2 separate regions of the Homo sapiens genome follow, and region 1 is linked to region 2. A link is an interaction called in ENCODE POLR2A ChIA-PET data of the cell type or tissue named here. Cell type or tissue: Panc1. All regions are shown on one strand. Links, peaks and the distances in the headings refer to the core of each region. The heading gives the core; the rest is flanking DNA. Region 1 overlaps FANK1 (fibronectin type III and ankyrin repeat domains 1). Region 2 has its middle 56 kb from the start of NPS.

Evidence for each region. ChIA-PET counts read pairs that join two places held together with the same protein. Peaks named below come from ENCODE experiments on the same cell type or tissue, not always from the same donor. Only the 100,000 strongest peaks of a DNase experiment are listed, where the experiment ranks them.
Region 1: POLR2A ChIA-PET joins it to region 2 with 6 read pairs; 1 of 35 experiments calls an interaction of 5 or more read pairs at or near these places.

The regions. Positions count from the first base shown.
Region 1 is chr10:125,902,490-125,906,882 of GRCh38, forward strand. The region is part of intron 1 of FANK1 (fibronectin type III and ankyrin repeat domains 1); the gene reads left to right. Among named protein-coding and RNA genes, the nearest start is that of FANK1, 8.1 kb to the left of the region's middle. In Panc1, for the core only: no CTCF peak of the experiment used is centred there; no DNase peak of the experiment used is centred there; H3K27ac peaks cover 1,779 bases.
Region 2 is chr10:127,490,977-127,495,369 of GRCh38, forward strand. No RefSeq gene overlaps it. Among named protein-coding and RNA genes, the nearest start is that of NPS, 56 kb to the right of the region's middle. In Panc1, for the core only: CTCF peaks have their summits at 2,079 and 2,294; a DNase peak (open chromatin) is centred at 2,050; H3K27me3 peaks cover 1,530 bases.

The DNA.
Region 1 (4,393 bases), core at 122-4,121, 1.6 Mb before region 2:
CATTATTCTACAACACAAAGGGCTGTGCTCCAGTGAAATTTGAAGTGCCTCTTGTGGATTGTGCTTTGGGTAAAGTTCATTTAAATCAGGTACTTATAAATGTTAGGTCGATTACAAATATGGTGTCCCATTTTCTTTTCTAACCTAAACGAGATGTTTTAAACGAGTCTCATTCTATCCGGTAAGAATAAGGAAGGAGGCAAGTAAACTTATTTTTTGGACCAAGCGGCCACGAGGTCATAAGACCTAAAAATCTTTACACTCCCAGCCAGCACCTGCTCATTAATTATCTGGGAGACTGGTAAGGATTTAAAAGTAATTTTTTCCTTAAGCCCAGGAATCATTTAAAAAATCTGTATAACATTTTTTTCTCATGTAGTCTTAGCCCCGAAGAATATTAAGTCTATCAATTAGGTTATAATTCAAATCTTATCAAGAAATAAATGCTTAATAAATCAAGATTAAAAAAAATTTTCAAAGCAGTGTCTTTTAAACAGTCATGTTTTAAAATCCCCATCAAAATGGTAAAATTCATTGTGATCCTGACCTCTGATGCTGTCAGCCACAGGAAGGGGCAAAACGACTTGAGGCTTGAAGCCGTGTCTTTCCCCAAGCTCAGGTTCACCAAACATGGTCTCCAGATGGAGTCTGTTCCTCAGAACCTGGGCTTTACTTCTTGATGGGAGAAGGAAGCAGTGTTAAAACTTGTCTATTCTGAACTAGCCAACCAGATTAAAGGAGGGGTTTGTGCATACCAGCATCATCCCAGAATGACCTGAATGACTCATTACATGCAGACAGTGGTGCAAACTCATTAACAAGTAAACAACTCACACCAGTGCTCTGTGCTCACAGGGCTGGGGGCGTTCTTGGGTATTTTTCTTAAGGGAGGCTGGAAGAAGGGAGGAGGCATTCCTTTCTCCTAGAGGCAAAGGCCAGTTCCTTTTGCTGTGCCCCAGACCTTTCCTGGTTGTTAGAAACTCTTCCAGGCCTTTTCTTGGGAAGGTGCTCTCATCCCCACACCCCTGCCTCCTCCCTCCACCTGTTGTGCACTCCCTGAGAGAAACAAAACAACTTAATCAGCTTATTCAGCTACTTGGGAAGCTGAGGCGGGGGGACTGCTTGAGCCTAGGAGTTTGGATTCAGCCCGGGCAACATGTCGAGACCCCATCTCTAATTTTTTTTTAAGTTTTAATTTTTTTAATTTAAATAAACATATTCAGGCTAGTGCACGTACTTTGGTTCTCTACTGAAGTAATTCACCCTAAATTGAAACTAGCATTGCTAGTTTAGTGTATTACTCCTCTCTAGGCAGCCTCTCTCTCTCTATATATAAATATATATTTTGTTTGTTTGTTTGTTTTGTTTTGTTTTTTTGAGACAGAGTTTCACTCTTGTCGCCCAGGCTGGAGTGCAGTGGCACAAGCTAGGCTCACTGCAACCTCCACCTCCTGGGTTTAAGCTATTCTCCTGCCTCAGCCTCCCGCGTAGCTGGGACCACAGAATGTGATCCCACAGCTGTGACCACACCTGGCTAATTTTTTATTTTTTTGAACTGGAGTCTCTCTTTGTTCCCCAGGCTAGTCTTGCCACTATCCTAGTTTTTCTTCTGTATTGTTAGACAGGGCCTCAGTGTCCTTGAACTGCAAGGAATTAACACTGAGCGTAGTATTAGTAAAACCTATCTTCTACTCATGAAAAGTCAATCATTTTTTTAAAAAAAGATTCCACAATTATTATAAGCAGAAACAAATTAAAAGGTTGTATACCTACTGTTTGAAAAACACGACTTACCAAACCAAACATAAGAAGTATGTATACCCCTATATTTATGAAATAAATAGAATCCATAATTTAAAACTTCCTCACAAAAACAATCCCAAGTTCCTGATGGCATCACTGGTGAATTCTTCAATGAAAGGGAAAAAATAACACCAACATTACAGATTTTTTTTTTTTTTAATCTTAGGGACAGGGTCTCACTATGTTGCACAGGCTGGAGTGCAGTGGCTATTCACAGTCAAGTTCCAGTGATCCTCCCACCTCAGCCTCTTGAGTAGCTGGGACTACAGGCTGCAGAAACTTTTAAGAGAACAAAAATAAAGGGAACTCCTGAGCTCAAGCACTTCTCCCATCTCGGCCTCCCAAAGTGCTGGGATTACAGGCATGAACCACTGCACCCCGCTTAGTGTGCTGTTTTTAAAAATGACTTTTGGGCTTGTGTTCATGTGACTGATGAGCCTGTAGTTTTACTTTTTGTAATTTTTTAGACTACTTTTGGTATCAAGTTTATTGTAATCTCAAAAAATGAGCATGGCTCTGTTCCCTTTATTTTTGTTCTCTTAAAAGTTTCTGGCCGGGCGCGGTGGCTCACGCCTGTAATCCCAGCCCTTTGGGAGGCCGAGGCGGGCGGATCACGAGGTCAGGAGATCGAGACCGTCCTGGCTAACAGGGTGAAACCCCGTCTCTGCTAAAAATACAACAAAAAAAAATTAGCCGGGTGTGGTGGTGGGCGCCTGTAGTCCCAGCTACCAGGGAGGCTGAGACAGGAGAATGGTGTGAACCCGGGAGGCGGACCTTGCAGTGAGCTGAAACTGCGCCACTGCACTCCAGCCCAGGTGACAGAGCGAGACTCTGTCCCAAAAAAAAAAAAAAAAAAAACAAAAAAAACGTTTCTGTAGCCTGTAGTCCCAGCTACTCTGGAGGCTGAGGTGGGAGGATCACTGGAACGTGACTGTGAATAGCCACTGCACTCCAGCCTGGGCAACATAGTGAGACTCTGTCACTAAGATTAAAAAAAAAAAATCTGTCCCTAAAATTAAAAAAGAAATTCTGTAGTGTTGGTGTTACTTTTCCCTTTCATTGAAGAATTCACCAGTGAAGCCATCAGGAACTGGGAATTGTTTTTGTGGGAAAGTTTTAAATTACAGATTCTACCTATTACTAGACATAGGAGTTTACATACTTCTTCTGTTTGGCTTTGGTAAGTTGTGTTTTTCAAACAGCAGGTGTAGGTGTACAACCTTTCAATTTGTTGCTGCCTCTAATAATTCTGGAATCTTTAAAAAATGACTTTTCATGATGAATAGAACATAAGTTTTACTAATGCTATAATCAGTATAAATTCCTTGCAGATCAAGGACAGTGAGGCCATGTCTAATAATCCAGAGGCAGAACTTGGATTTGGGAGATAACTCCCCCCTCTTGCACTCTCTGTGACAAGTCTAGTTTCGATATCAAGTTTATCTTAATCTCAAAAAATGAGCTTGGCTCTGTTCCCTCTATTTTCTCTTAAAAGTTTCTGCAGCCTGAAGTCCCAGCTACTCAGGAAGGTGAGGTGGGAGGATCACTTGAGGCCAGGAGTTCAAGGCTGTTTACTGAAACAATCAGGAATGAGCATTCCCAAGAGAATACAATTACAAAAGTAAAATCACCTAGAGCTTTGGGGCTGCTTAAAAAGCCCAGAAAGAAGTACCAAGTGAGAAAATAATCAAATTCAGTGGAAAAACTCACTTGAGGGTATCATGGTCAGCTGGGTTTCCACCCCTTTGATGCACTTCAAGTCCTGTGTATCCCACAAAGACTTGCTCCTTTCTAAAGGCTATGGTTCACGTTCAACAGAATAGCAGCAACCGCCATAAGCCTGAGGGCTGGCTAGTCTTTAATATTCTGCCCTATTCAAAGAAATGAGTCTTTCCCTCATTTGTAAAGATCTCCCAGGTCCGTTACAAAAAAAGAAGGAGCAGCTAGGCACAGTGGCTCATGCCTGTAATCCCAGCTCTTTGAGAGGCCAAGGTGGGCCGATCACCTGAGGTCAGGAGTTTGAGACCACCCTGGCCAACATGGTGAAACCCCATCTCTATTAAAACTACAAAAATCAGCTGGGCATGGTGGTGTGTGCCTGTAATCCCAGCTACTAGCGAGGCTGAGGCAGGAGAATTGCTTGAACCTGGGAAGTGGAGGTTGCAGTGAGCCAAGATCACGCTGCTGCATTCCAGCCTTGGGGACAGAGCAAGACTCTGTCTCAAAAAAAAAAAAAAAAAAAAAAAAAAAAATTCTTACCTCCTGGAAGTGTTTTACTAGTGTTGGTTTCTATTTGACATTAAACACTTCCCCAGGCCAGTGCATTAGCAGTTAGCTCCTTACTGAATATTATCTGTAGCAAACAGTAGCTGACTCCTAGCTCTCTTCAGTGAACTTGATTTAAATTTATAGAATTCTTATGACTTCTATTTCATCTTGAACCAAGAGATTGCTTCCTTTTCCTACTGATTTACCTTTCAGTTACATGTAGACTGAACCAGTCCCAGCCATCTTTAGTTGGTCTCTATTCAAACATTGTACTTTTGTTTCTTGATTACATCTTCAATTATTTTAGTTATTTCTGAGATTC
Region 2 (4,393 bases), core at 241-4,240:
CCTCCCCAGTCCCCTTTCCCTACCGAGTACCTTCCTGTTCTGCAAACACAGCTATGTCTTCTCTTCTTCATTATTCAACAATGAGAGGTGTCTATTAAAAAAAGCTAAGGGCAAAGTGCATTATTTGTATTTATAATGGCCCCTCTTTCTCACCTGAAGATGAATTTGCCTTTTTTAAAAAACTGGTTTTGGGGAATAAATAATTCTCCGGAGTAGTCTGAAATTCACAAAGAAGTAGCCTCTGGGAGACTGTAATGGGAATTTTGGTTCCAAAGTTTTTATTTGTCTCTTATGATTTTACTGTTTTCAAAATTTCATTGGAAAAAAATGGGGGCAAAGTAAGGCAATTTCCAACTCTCTTTTTTTTAAAAAAATAATTTTTTAGCAGTTTAATCACTGTTGTACCTTCATTAGGAGAAAAGAATACGATTTAATTACCGTGAGTCACTGCAAGGGCCAAAGCAAAGCTGTCTGGAGGTTTGCAGGCATCGGGCTTCGTGCACTTCAGCTGCCTGCACAGACACGCCCTTGACCAGGAGTAACGATGGAGGCCCAGGAAAATGCATGCAGATTGCGCTCGAGTGGCAGAGTGGGGACTAGAACCCCAGCATCCTGATTTTACATTTTCACACTGCTGGATTCAATGCAGAGAACAGCTGCTGAGCCAGGCAGTAGAGAGTCAGCATTGCTTTGGAGGAGGATCAGCTGTGAGCTCATGGGCCTGGGAGAGAATCAGGCAAAGGAAGAAACGGTCCAGGAGAGATGCCTTGGGACCAGGAGCCAGGACGGCTCGAGGCACCCAGCCATGCTCTGCGTGACCCAGCTTCTTCTCTTTCATGAGTCTCCTAACTCAGCCTAGAAGAGTCAGAGCCTCTGACATGGTCTGTAAGCCCCCCTTCTCCTCCCCTCTCTCTAACTGCAAACCCTCATTGGAAGCAGGTATGCTCCACAAACCCACAGTCAGCAATAACCTCTCTATAACTCAGTTTCTTCACCTCTAAAATGGGGTGAATAATGGTGCTCTTCTAGGATTGTCGTAAGGATAGAATGAGGAGACACATGAATGCCTGATAGACAGTGAGTATTCAAAAGTATTTGTTGAGTACTCACTGTCTCAACTAATATATATTCCTTATATATTAGTTTTTTATTGCTGCTATAACAAATTGTCACAAACACAGTGGCTTGAAACAACGCAAAGTTATCTCATACTTGTGTAGGTTAGAAGCCTGATACAGGTCTTACCGGGTTAAAATCAGGGCATTGGCAGGGCTGCCTTCCCTTCTGGAGGCTGTAGAGGAGAATTCGTTTCCTCGCTTTCTCTACTTCTCCAGGCTTCTCACATTTCTTTGTGTATGGCCCCTTCCTCCATCTTCAAAGCCAGCAACAGCAGGTCAAGTTTGCATAAAGAATATCTCTGATCTCCTCTCCAGCCTCCCTCTTCCACATTTAAGGACCCTTGTGATTACATTGGGTCTACACAAATAATCTAGGATAATTTCTCTATCTTAAATTCAGCTGATTAGCAACCGTAATTCCATCAGCAACCTTAGTTCCCCTTGCTTATAACCTAATATACCATAGGATCCAGGGATTAGCACATGGACATTTTTTTTTGGCGGGGGGCGGGGGGCGGTGGGGGGAGTAAGCATTCTTCTTCCTACCACCTCTCATAACTATTTTATAATTGCTAAAACAAAATAATAAAATTAGCACAATAGATATGGTAAGAATTACATTGTACTCACTCTTGACAAGTGGCTGGATTCACAGTGTGATAACTGAGAATGAAGACTCGGGCCAGACAGCCTGGGTTGCGATGGCAGCTCCTGTGTTTACCCACTGTACAGTTTGAGCAAGTTACTTACTCTCTTTGTGCCTCCATTGTCCAATGTTTAAAGTGGAATGACAATCACTGTTCCTCCCTTATACAGCCTACACGAAAAACCCTCCCAGGATGCTGGAGCCCAGCACTTGCTAAGTACTTTTTAAGGACTAGTTGTTAGTTGTTAACTGAATAAAGCTCCCTCAGCTCTGCCCTCTTGTGTGGGGCTCAAGGCCACACTCACCCTGGCCGTCAGAGGGCAGCTCCGAGCCCATGTCCCTGCTGTGCCTGCACCAAGCACTCACTGCACAGATGTTTCTTCTTGGTGTTTCACTTTGCTTTGCCCCTATTTCCAACACCCTCTGTTCCCAACGAGCATCTCAGGAGGGTCTCCTGATTCTCCCATATTTGAATCCAAATCCTTGCAGTTCCCAAAGCCGACTGCTATGGTTTGAATATCTGCCCCCTCCAAAACTCATGCTGAAACTTAATCCCCAATGTGGCAATATTGAGTGGCAGGGCCTTTGAGAGGTGATTGGGTCATGGGGGCTCTGTCCTCATGAATGGATGAATCCACTAATGGATTAATGAATGAATGAGTTATCACGGGAGTGGGACTGCTGGCTTTATAAGAGAGTGAGGGAGACCTGAGCTAGCACAATGAACCCCTTCACCATGGGATGCCCTGTGCCACCTCGGGCTCTGCAGAGAGTCCTCGCCAACACGAAGGCCCTCACCAGATGTGGCCCCTTGACCTTGGACTTCTTAGCCTCCATAACTGTAAGAAATAAATTCCTTTTCTTTATAAAGTACCCAGGTTCAGGTATTCTGTTATAAGCAACAGAAAATTGCCTAAGACATCAACAGAAGTGAATTCGTAGACACAGACACCTGTATCCTTCCTGACAGGTTGGGTTCTAAAGACTGTTCCTAAGGCCACATATACACATCCACATATACAAAGACTGTGCACACATGCACATATACACATATAAATGTACTCTCTTGTCATCCTTTTTCAATTAAAAAGATCATCTTTATTATTATTTGCATGACCATACCTCCCTCTGTCTTCACCTGCTGCTGTATTAAAATACCATAGGCTGGGTGGCTTATAAACAATAGGTATTGACTTCTCATAGTTCTGGAGGCTGAAAGTCCAAGGTCAGGATGCCAGCATGGTTGCATTCTGCTGAGGTACTCTTGCGGGTTGCAGACTGACTTATTCTCATTGTATCCTCTTGTGGCTGAAAGAGGGGCAAGTGCTCTCAAAGATCTCTTTTATAAGGGCACTAATCTGATTCATGGGGTCTCTACCCTCATGACCTGATTACCTCCCAAAGGTCCTAGCTCGTAATACCATCACAATGAGGGGTAGGATTTCAACATAGGAATTTGGGGGGAAATGGGGCACAAATATTCAGACCACAGCACCTTCTCATTCATAGTCTCAGCATTTGTTTACATTCTGATTGGCTTGGTGCTTATCAGACATAATGAAGTTAAAACTATTATAGCCACCCCCCCAAACTTGAGCATGAGTTTATCCAGCCAGGGAGCAGCCCAATGGAGGTCTTGAAGACAGTGTGACCACTAATGCCATCCATTGATAGTGGGCAAGTGGGTGCAGACAGGCTCTTGCTGTAGCTTTGTTCATTAGATGAAAGACCCTGTGCAAAGGCACGTCGGTGTTCAGATGTCACGGTTGAGTGGGATTGCTTCAGTAAGGCTACCCAGGGAGCCCAGGCAGCTGCAGACTCATTTTTAGCATCTCACTGAAGGGTTTCATCTCTTCACCAGCTTTGAGATATGAGGGGGATCTTATTGTCAAACTTCTATGATGCTCCCTCTGCTATAGAGTGGTCTCACAGGCACTGTAAACCCCAATAGATCAGAAGGGAATGAGAGAGGCAAATTGCTCGGCATAATCTAAGTTCAGGAGCAGAAAAGTAAAACAGGGAATTTAAACATAACCGTGCTTTAGCAGAAATAAAACCACTGTGAGATACACACTAGAAGAACATTGTCAGTGTCATAGAAGGATGTTTGTTTGTTTTCTGCAATTTAGGGTTATGCTAGGTCTTTTGTGTGTGCATTTGTGAGTTGAATACAGAATTGACATTGTGAAAGTTTTAGAAATTTTGCTAAATTTCTATTTAGTCTGGCTTATGATTCCAAACGAAAAGTTCAGTGATAAGGTATAGTTTTAACAAGCTATTTGGCAGGGGAAATTCCATCTGAGTTTGGGGACAAGTTCTATACTCTTCTGGCAGATGAAAAATGATGGAATTATTTTGCAAAATCTCCTCCTGTTTGTGTATTATCTGTCCGACAACAAGATGAAAACATTAAGTAAATGAAGTCCTTCATCAAGCAGGGAAACAAATATAAATGTCAAATCTTGATGCAAGTGTTCTGGAATCTGGAAAAGATAAAACCAAATTAAGTACATTTATTCAAATATGGAATTGTTTTACTGTAAGATTAGAGCAAAATAAGCCATACCATGAGCTATGTGGTGATTCAGGGGTCACTAAATAAGGACAGTGTCACTTATATTTCACATGG